Linked DNA regions of Homo sapiens: regions 1, 3 and 4 are each linked to region 2. The links are chromatin loops, found by intact Hi-C in ENCODE. Cell type or tissue: heart right ventricle. All regions are shown on one strand. Region 1 has its middle 160 kb from the start of HERPUD2. Region 2 has its middle 170 kb from the start of TBX20. Region 3 overlaps LOC101928421 (a long non-coding RNA gene). Region 4 overlaps TBX20 (T-box transcription factor 20).

The links. A loop is a pair of places that touch in the nucleus more often than their neighbours do. Peaks named below come from ENCODE experiments on the same cell type or tissue, not always from the same donor. Only the 100,000 strongest peaks of a DNase experiment are listed, where the experiment ranks them.
Region 1: it touches region 2 in a loop (3-fold over the local background); 63 of 110 quality-filtered maps call a loop at or near these places.
Region 3: a loop joins it to region 2, with 6 times the contacts of the local background. A loop is called at or near these places in 61 of 110 quality-filtered maps.
Region 4: a loop joins it to region 2, with 2.7 times the contacts of the local background. A loop is called at or near these places in 6 of 110 quality-filtered maps.

Annotation. Positions count from the first base shown.
Region 1 is chr7:35,536,201-35,538,700 of GRCh38, reverse strand. No RefSeq gene overlaps it. Among named protein-coding and RNA genes, the nearest start is that of HERPUD2, 160 kb to the left of the region's middle. RefSeq lists a silencer at 1,089-1,158. In heart right ventricle, CTCF peaks have their summits at 885 and 1,097 (motif pointing right); a DNase peak (open chromatin) is centred at 1,090; H3K4me3 peaks cover 570 bases.
Region 2 is chr7:35,423,818-35,426,317 of GRCh38, reverse strand. No RefSeq gene overlaps it. Among named protein-coding and RNA genes, the nearest start is that of TBX20, 170 kb to the right of the region's middle. In heart right ventricle, CTCF peaks have their summits at 1,046 and 1,250 (motif pointing left); a DNase peak (open chromatin) is centred at 1,243; H3K27ac peaks cover 364 bases.
Region 3 is chr7:35,623,287-35,625,786 of GRCh38, reverse strand. It overlaps LOC101928421 (a long non-coding RNA gene), which reads left to right. Exons shown (of 5, transcript XR_007060285.1): 1 at 1-2,500. Among named protein-coding and RNA genes, the nearest start is that of HERPUD2, 71 kb to the left of the region's middle. In heart right ventricle, CTCF peaks have their summits at 822 and 1,022 (motif pointing right); DNase peaks (open chromatin) are centred at 1,068 and 1,293.
Region 4 is chr7:35,203,807-35,206,306 of GRCh38, reverse strand. It overlaps TBX20 (T-box transcription factor 20), which reads left to right. Exons shown (of 8, transcript NM_001077653.2): 7 at 1,725-1,837. Among named protein-coding and RNA genes, the nearest start is that of TBX20, 49 kb to the left of the region's middle. In heart right ventricle, no CTCF peak of the experiment used is centred here; no DNase peak of the experiment used is centred here; H3K27ac peaks cover 2,406 bases.

The sequences.
Region 1 (2,500 bases), 110 kb before region 2:
GCCATGCGAAGGTTTCAGCAGAAAGCTTTGTTTGAATTTTACTACAGGGTGCTGTGGGAGGAAGGAGAGGTTGGGGGGGCCACCATGCTGTGCAGGGGCGAGCCAGGGAAGATGTCTTGGAGGCGCTGGCCTTGAAGATTGAGGGCAAATCTAGGGAAAGAGCATTCCAGTCTCTCTAGCCTCAACAGAGAACCACAGCACAGCAAAAGCTTGTTCCTCTGCCTGGATTCAAGCTGTCTGTTCCCACGGAGGGAGTATGTGCTGACTGGTTGGAATCGCAGTTCACCTTCCTATGGAAAGGATGGCTGTCAAGCAGTGACTTCTAAGGCAAGTTCTGAGAGCCTAGGCTTGGGTGGATGGTTGCCTGATGGTTCTCATTGTAGGAGAGGGCCGCATGGCATAGAGCAGGGAGCTTCCACCTTCCGGAACAACAGCTCGGCAACGTGTTGGCCCATTGGCAATTGGTCATTAGTAATTGCTAAAGGACCAACGGTTTGTGGACAATTCACTTGTCTTATAAATTAGCACATAGGCAAAGATTGCTGTATGATAATTGCACCCATGCACATGTGTTTCCCCTTCATCGTTCCAGAATAAGGGGTAAAGAGGGTGAAATGAGAAGTTCAGGGATGTGCATGATTTGCAGATTTTTAGACTTGCGGAGGCCTCAGGGAGCAATCTTACTGCTGAAACCTTATTTAGTTGTGTCAACTGCAGTTAGGGCTTGTGATTTCTGATACTGCTGGAAGTTTTATTTTCTTTTCAATTGTAACCTAGGGATACATTTTTCATAAGATGAAAGGAGGGCACAGCTGGTGGCCGAGGGAGGGAGCAGACCATCTGCCTGCAACTGTGGCTCTGGTCTGGGAAGGTCCTGTCCCTTGTGTTGCAGCCCACACACAGTTGAGAACCAAGGTGCTCCGTAGGGGCCCCAGGACTGGTGATTAGGAGGCTGAGCTCCTGGCCCATTTCTGCCCTATCCTTAAACAAACCACTTGTGCTCTCCAGGGCTCATGGACTCCGCAGAGGTTGTGTGAGGCCGCACTATAGACGCGCGAGTCGGTAAAAGGGCCATTGCCGCGCTGCCAGCACTAGGTGGCGCCAGTGCCCAGATGATCCGCACTGGCGGCGCGTGGTACCGCCCAGCGCTAAGGGCTGAGTCCGGATCAGTAAAACGAGCAGTCCTTAGCGTGAAGTTCGATAGGTGTCTGTCGCGGTGGTCTCTGCCTTCGGTCTGTCCCCTCCCCAGACCCCCCGCGTGCTCCCACTTCCCCTACACCCCGCACCTCTCATATGTTCCAGGCAGGGATGCGGCTCACCCGGCAATGCTCTGCCCCGGGGGGTGCTCGAGTCCTATCCCCCAACTCCGCCCCCCCGCCCCCCGCCCCGCCCTGCCGCGGGCCCAGAGTCAGCCTGGGCGGTCCTGAAAGCAGGTCCCCAGTCCGCACTTCTTTCTCCTTCGGGGTTTGGGTGTGTCTGTGGGCTTTGTTTTCCAGGTGTGTCTCAGTCCTCCAGTTCAGAAGGCGGTGGCTGGGAGGAAATGACCTTGGCCTTCTGGGGGTTCACTTGGCCTAGGGCCCTTAACATATCCTGCAGGTCCCCGGCTGTCATGTGCCCCTTATCGGAGTGACATGGGCAGGTTAGCCAGCCTCCTTGGGCCTTGTTTGGGGCCAGACTACATCTACTTTGCGGTGAGGATTTACTGAGGCAGCCTGTAAAAGGCCCCTTCCCAGTGCCTAGTTCAGAGCAGAGATCAATGAGTATCATTCATTCACTCACTCATTCACTCATGCCAGGATATGAGCAGTTCCCACCCTTACTCCGGGGTGTGCAGGGAAGGTGCCACCCACTAGACTTTCCTTTGGTGGCCTGGGAGAGTCTGACATCTCACGGGAGAGAGCGGCTCTGCTTCCTTCTCCACAGTTTGGGAAGGTGCTGCCGAGGCCTTAGCTGCCACGACGTCGTGTTTGGCTTGGCAATAGGGAGGATTTCTTGTCCTGGACTTGGCTTCTCTTCTGATTTCAGTCATGGGTTTGGGCCGTGCAGCCACTGGGAGCAGCGCCCTGTTGTCTAGAAGGTTGTTCTGTGTCCCATCTCCCACTGGCACACAGGCAGTCACTGCGGCAGGTCAAAGGGCCAGGGCCAGAGTCCCCAGGTTGCTGTGGCCTAACTATGAGAGTGTGCTCAATGCGAGGGATGGCTGACCTTTTAGACTGATTGGTTTCAGAACTGCAAATAATAGGAGTGATTCATGACCCTCTAGTGGACTCTGCTATCTGTAACTAGAACGTGGATTTGGGTAGGAGGAGCCCTTGGTTGGTGAAATAGAATCAAGCTCCTGTGTGTCTTGGGGTGGAGGTTGGAGGGGAGCCCCTGGCTGGTGCTGTCAGTCCTTGGTGGGCCTCAGAACTTGGCCCACCCAGTGGTGTCTCCAAACAGAAATGGAAACCCAGCTTCTTGCCTGGACTCTTTACCCTTACATTGGAGAGGCCCCCTGGGG
Region 2 (2,500 bases):
TGCCCCACTTCACCCTTCAACTGAACAAACCTAATCTCTAGAAAGGTACTTCTTCTGTATCCCACATTTTAGCCTTAGAAAACCAGCCCCACCTTGTCCTATTGGAATGAAGTTAGCTTTTACAAACCTCAGCAGTTCCTGAGTAATCTACTGCATGTCCCTTGTCCTGACAAAGGATTTCTCAGACATAGCTGAGAGGTGTGTTTTCTTTTATCGGCAAGAAAACTTACTTATTTTTTCTCTGATGCCCTTTGATTTATTTCCATTGAACACCTATAAACAATTCACCACCTCAATGCTAAGCACATTTATAGACTAATTCAGTATTTCTGAGGCCTTTTGTAGGCATCTCATATCTGCTCCTTGAGTAACAGAGGCAGCTGGGGCAGATTAAATGCAGTAATTCCTGTGAAATAAATTAGAATTTCTTGGATTCCCTATGAGTACAAATTATTTTGCTCTATCTTGTTATTTTAAAGGAAATAGTAAATGTCCTATTTGTGTGGCACCTGTGGATTTTTTTCTCAAAGGAGAAGGTGCAGATACACCTGAGTGCTGCCTTCTCTGTTTTACTACTCAAAGCATAAACATTGAAGACTTTTTAAAGACAGTCAATAAAGAACAATAGTTTAGTGTGCTGACATATGCTTTTTGCTTGTTTGTTTTGAGACAGGATCTTGCTCTGTCATTCAGACTGGAGTGCAGTGGTGAGATCTCAGCTCACTGCAACTTCCATCTCCCAGACTCAGTTGATTCTTGTGCCTCCACCACCTAAGTAACTGAGACTACAGGTGTGCACCACCATGCCTGGCTAATTTTTTTGATGTTTTTTGTTGAGACAGGGTCTTACTATGTGTCCCAGACTGGTCTTGGCTTCCCGGGCTCAAGTGATCCATCTGCCTTGGCCTCCCAAAGGCTGAAATTACAGCTATGAGCGTGCCCAACTGTAAACTGATATATGTTATTAGAATCTGCACCATATCCAAATGAACTTTAATTTTCTTCCACTCTTCAAGTTTGGAGGAAGAAACACATCATTTTTATTGCTGGTGTCAATTTTTAAGAAAAAAATTTCACTTTAACAAAACCAGGATTTTAAGATGAAAACAAAGTAGAATCAAACAAAAAGAAACAACAATTGCCACCCAGCTCCCCCGCTCAAGGAAAAACACCTGTGCCGTTGCTCAGCCACAGGATCAGTCCAGGCCTCCTGTGGCCACTAGCTGCAGTGGTTGGTTGTGTGCACTGCACTGCCCTCTGCTGGGTGGGCCAGCTCACATCTTACTTTTTTTTTTTTTTTTTTTTAATTGTGGTAAGAGTGCTAAACAAGAGATCTACCCTCTTGACAGATTTTTAAGTGCACAATACAGTATTGTTAACTATGGGCACAAAATTGTTCAGCAGATCTCTAGAACAAATTCATCTCATATAACTGAAATTTTATACCAGTTGAACAGCAACTCCCTGTTTCCCCCTTCTCCCACCCCCTGACAACCACCATTCTACTTACTGTCTGTTTCTATTAATCTGACTACTTTAGACACCTAATATGAATGAAGTCATGCAGTTTTTTCCCTTCCGCGGCAGGCTTATTTCACTTGGCATAACGTCCTACTGGTTCATCCATGTTGTTGCATATAGCAGAGTTTCCTTCTTTTTTAAAGCTGAATAATATTTCGTTGTATGGATATACCACATTGTCTTTGTCCATTTATCTGTCAGTGAACATTTAGGTTGTTTCCACATCTTGGCTATTGTGAACAGTACTGCAATGAACACAAAGGCTCACATCTTAATTCCATCTCCTCTGAGGCTTTTATCTGGAGTGGCCCATTTGATCTCTGCATTTGCCACTGTAGAGCCTGGGGCTTTGTAGTGGGACTAGGAGCTCCCATATACCCTATATCCATAAAAGTATGCTGCATTGCTTGTCAGGGCAAGGACCCTCCCTCTACCCTCCACCCAAGGATGAGACAGAAAGGGAGAGGACTTCAGCAATATTCATTATTGCTGATGAAGGTCACTGGGGTTGTAAAAGAAGGAGAAAGACTAAGACCGAGAAAGTCTGATGAGGGTTATGCTGGAGGTATTTGGGAGTGACAAGAAGGGAAGTATAATTTCAGAGGCCTGGCAATAAAGCACTGGAGAAAGGATATTTGGAAAATAACATTGGAAAGGGGCCCTTCATATCAAGCCACGAGAACAGGGCAGTAGATATACCCTGCTACCTCCTTGCTGGACAAGTATGTACCACAAATGAATCAGGCAAGTCCTTAAGGAATATCTAATCTACAGGGAAAACGAAACATGTGGACAGAAAACTCTATTCCAAGGTAGAAGTTTGTGTTGCCAGGGAGCCATGATTAATGTGTTCTCAGAGTTTAGAAGAGGAGAAAGCCCATGTGGCTGGGGGAGGATAGGAGAGGCCTCGTGGTGAAAGTAGGATTTTAGTGCAGACTTGATGAGCAAGGAAGACTGGATATGGAGAAGACCAGTCTTT
Region 3 (2,500 bases), 200 kb before region 2:
TATGAAGGATATTTCATAATGATAAAGGGCTTGCTTTACCAGTACTATACCGATGGCTGAGGTATTTGGGCTGTCTGTGAGGCTCAGATGGGCTGCCTGTGGCCCTGCCTCACCTTGGAGATGGCCCAGGAAGCTAACTGAGACTTGGAGTTGGTCGAAGAGGAGCCAGACTCTAAATATTTGAAGATTGTGTGCGTATGTGTGTGTGTGTTTAGGGGAAAACATGAGAGGTAGAGTACTATTCAAAAGGACAAGAAGTGGAACATTTTCTTTTATAAATCAAATAAATGGTGGCTCTGAGCCTTCCCCCACCTCCTGCCTTTTTTGGGTCCAGATTGCTAAGAAATGTTATTAATGATAGCTCACACTTACGACATTATTGCCTTCTAAGTGCTTTGTAGGTATTAATTTATTTAATCCTCACAACAGCCTTAGGAGACAGGCATCATCACTACCATCGCCATTTTACAGATGGAAAAACCAGCAACCATCAGAGCTGGTATTCAAAATAAGCCAATTCAGATTCCGAGTCCCGGCTCCTAACCATGGAGTGGCCTCAGGGTTTTATAGTTTGTCCGGCTCTTTGGATGAACATCACACCTCATGGAGGAGAGTCCCTTCCATTTTAACGGCTCCAGGTTGTCATGGAAATCCTCTGTATACAAGAGGGTAAGGAGGAGGATGAGAAGCAATACATGCTTATTGGGACTTTCTATCATCCCAGGACTTATCCAGGTACATTATAACAATGTTGAATACAGTATTAGTCCCATTTTAACTATGAGGAAAATAAGGTTTGGACTGTCAGAGACAGAGCAAGACACATTGGTAAGGGCAGACAAGGGATTCATCTGACTCCAATGCCTCTTCCTTGGTAAACCAGACTGGCTTGTCACACCGTGAAATTAGAGTCAACTTGTTAAATCTTGACAGGTTGCTAAATTATTAATTACACCCCCAGGAGCTGTGACTGGAGCAGCAGGGATGCTATGGCTGCACTGTACTATTTTTAGCACTAGATGGTGCTGTAACACTGCACATCTCTTCCGCGGTGGCCCTTGGAGGAAGGTTACTTCAGGGCTTGGAGACCCTGGAGGGAAGGATGCTACCTTACCAGAGCGTGAAAAAAACATGGAAGACAGGATACTCTCGGGCCCTGAGAAAGCTGGAGACTGTAGCCACCAGGTGGCTCCAGGATGTGCAGTACTGGCGTCTGGGTTTTGCTCACACAACCGTGAACTCCTGGTCCCACCGAGCCCTAGCGAGTGGATTGGAGCACACACCCACCCACCTCCTCAGAGCTCCTACGAGTAGAGGAGGTACCTAGGCACGTGGGAGCTTGGCGCCTTGTTAGGTGCTCAGGATACTGGTTGTCCGGAATCCCAGTGAGGTGCAGTCCCGCCCTTGTGCCACTTTCCCATGCGCTTCCTGCCCCTCTGGGGGCTGCAGAGGCTGCAGAGTTGTCCAGCTTGAGAAACTGTATCAAGGTTGCTCCCTGACGGCCTGGCAACTCGCTGAAGAGCTGCCTTCAGTTCAGAACAGTTTTAGGGAGATTGTCATAAACTCAATGAGTTTAAATGATTTTACACTGACTCTTCAAAAATGTCAAGGTCATGAAAGACAAAGGCCGAGGAACTGCCCCAGACTGGAGGAGGCGGGAGACATGGCAGCTGTGAATGCACCGTGGGTCCTGAACCAGAAAAAGGAGCTCAGTGGGACGATTGGTAACTTTTTGATGCAATCTGTCGGTGAGCTAATAGTATTGCTTCGATGTTAATTTCTTGGTTTTGATCACTGTACTATAACTATGCAGAGTGTTAACATTTGGGGAAGCTGGGTAAAGGGTATGTGGGAATTCTTTGTGCTATTTTTGCAACTTTTCTCATCAAGTTGGAAATTATTTCAAAATTGAAAGCTAATAAAAATTACAAAAATGTTCTTAACATTATTATGGAATATTTCAAACATATAGAAAAATATAGAGAATAAGCCTGGCCACTTTTACAGGTGGCTCAAAGGTACTGTTGGCACCAGACAGAGGAATGAAGTTCCTGTAGGAGTTAAGCATTGAGCTCTGCTGTCTCGCTTTCTGTGTCCAGAGGTGGCTCCTGGTAGTTGAATTAGACCATTACATTTTGGGCAAGAGCTATTTAAATTTTTGGCAGCCTCTACTTTAGAATAAATCAGCAGACAATCCACCTCTATGGCCATAGTATTTGCTTAGTAAGATAACACCTTATTCCAACGCCCTACTTAGCAATTCTCTTGGGAGACTTTTTTTTTTTCCAGACCTTGTCTTTTATTACAGGGATCTAATCATTACTGTCTAAAACAAAAACATATAGATAAAGATGGCCCCAATTGCTTAATGCTGCTTTTGATATTTTTCTTTAACTTCTTTAACTTTCAAAAATGAACTTTTAATTTTAGAACAGTTTTAGAGTTTCAGAAAAATTGCAAAGATGATACAGAGTTACCATATTCTCTGCAGCCAGTTCCC
Region 4 (2,500 bases), 220 kb after region 2:
CCAAGTGCTGGGATTACAGGTGTGAGCCACCGGCCCCGGCTCCGGCCCCATACACTTTAAATGTGTGCCACTTTTTGTATTTTAATCATATCTCAATATAGTTTGTTTGTTTCAAGATCCCTAGTTGATTCAAACATACACACAAATTTGAGAATCACTACTCTAATCCTTCAAGTCCCTGATTTCACCCTGCAGAGGCAACCTCTTCTAGGCAGTTTCTTGTTCTGGAAACTGGAACATTCTAGAAATCCTGTGCACATGCAGGCATATATGAACATACATATCCTGTGTTCTAACTTCACAAATGGTAGCATACTTTACATAACATTCTGTATTTTACTTTTTTCACTTACTATATCTTGAAAATTATTCCATATCTATACATATGGAATGACCTCATTCTTTTTGACACCTATGTGTTAATGCAGTGGATCTGGATCCTAATTATTTTGACTATAAGAGGTGGTACTTTATTCTTACTCTAAAATAATTTGAGAATAGAGATGTAACTTAAATAGTTGCAGAGTTAATTTTCCTTTTAGGCATATCCTTAAGTCCTCATAGTCATAGTCATACTATATATTATAAAATGCCTTCATCTATGTGGGTATATAAGCTTTCTACAACACCAAATTTACTATGAATTAGGTAGTAATTTTTCACAGGTAAAGTTTGCATATTTATGTGAAATGTTGACAAGTGTTAACATTTTAAAAAGTTATTATGACATTTTATTTGCTTTGCTTATTCCCTCAATATGAAATGTGGTGTTTGGTTGTCCTTCCTCATTTAACACATATTTTATAAGTCTTCTTTTGTCCTTTGCTGGTCAATTTGGCATTGGTCTTTGGGCCACAGCTGTTCCAGAAATGTGTGCCATGCAGACTAATCTGTTATCAGTATGCACTTTTGGCGAACAAATTGGCTAAAATTGTACTGGCTTTTTTTTTTTTAAAAGCAGAAGGTCAAATTGTCCAATGCCAAATTTTTTTTTTATTTTTTAAAGTTAACCTCACTGTTTGGTTGATAGACTATGTTACAGGAGGAAGACCATCTACAAGACAATGTACCAATTTACCTAGAGGCTAAAACTCCTTATTGGTCATTTGTGTTTTCTTCATGGGTTTTTTGTAATTTTCAGTCTTACAGCAACAAGGATCTTAGTGTTCATTACCCAAACTATCTATATTGTACTATAATCTATGAATTTGTTTGATTTCTTGGTGAATATTAGAGTCTTTCGCTGACTAATGATAATTTGAACTTTTTGCCAACATTTCATTGGTTGTTGGATCAGTGCAATTTGTATCAACTGAGTATTTGTTTTGTATTTGTTAGCTGATGAAGTCAGTAAGAAGAGTCATTGCAGCTCCTTGCAGTAAATTCATTCACTCATTATTTTTCACATCATGGAATTTCATATTCTTGTGGTCAGGTTTCATAGCTCCTGTTCACCCCTTTGTCCTTCATTTTAAAGTATTTCAGGGGATTGTCCTTGTCCTAGTCAGTCATGTTTGCTTGCAGTCATACACCTGAGGTCATGTCTCTGAGGAGTCACTGTACAACAGAATAAATGTACATGTTTTGAATTTCATCTTTCTGTGCAGTGGTTGCTTTTTGGCTGAGAAAATGGTTTTACTGATTAGTGAGTTACCTCTAAGACCTCTCTGTATCTCTGAGTCCTTTACATTTTACTTAACCTGTGATATGTCACTCTAACCTAGGGAAAGTGTGGAGAGCCTGATTCAAAAGCATTCCTATGCACGCTCACCCATCCGTACCTACGGAGGAGAAGAAGATGTCTTGGGGGATGAGAGTCAGACAACCCCAAATCGAGGTAAGGTAGTTTCCAAGGCCATGGAATTGCTGGGAGGCAGAGCACCTAAAGGAGAATGGGGGCAGGTCGTTGATGAGATGGCCAGTCCTCAGAGTACACGATGCCGGGAAAGGATTTCAGGAGCCTCCTTGGGAAGGGAGAGCCCCGACACTGATCCTCACAGATTTCATTATTTTGCCTTTGAATCATAGGCGATGATGCTGCCTGCAGGTTTCCTATGGTTTGTTTTTTTTTTAAGTGAAAGAATACTGAGCCTTTGAGTCAGGGATCAGGAGTTACTTGTCCATGACTTAGTACATAAGAGCTGTTGAACTTTGGGGGCAGTCACCAAGTCCTTCTGAACCTCAGTTTCATAATCTGAAAGTCAGGGAATATATCTGTTCCATCTATGTCAGGTATAATTTGTTAGAATCAAAGACCAAAATAGAAAACACTTTTAAAAGAGGATTGTCCTAATGAAGGATATTACATAGAGGAAGTGGCCCCAGTGTTGACAGCAGGAACTGAACAAAGTTTCTCTGTTCCCAAGGCTTAGAGAGCAGCCCTCTGCATCTGGGAAGAGAGTCCAGAGAAAAGAGCCCAGAGGGGCTCCATTCTGGGAACAGTAAAGTTCGTATGGGGAGAGAGTCCTCTGCATTGTTTTATGTCCTTAATATGAAATTA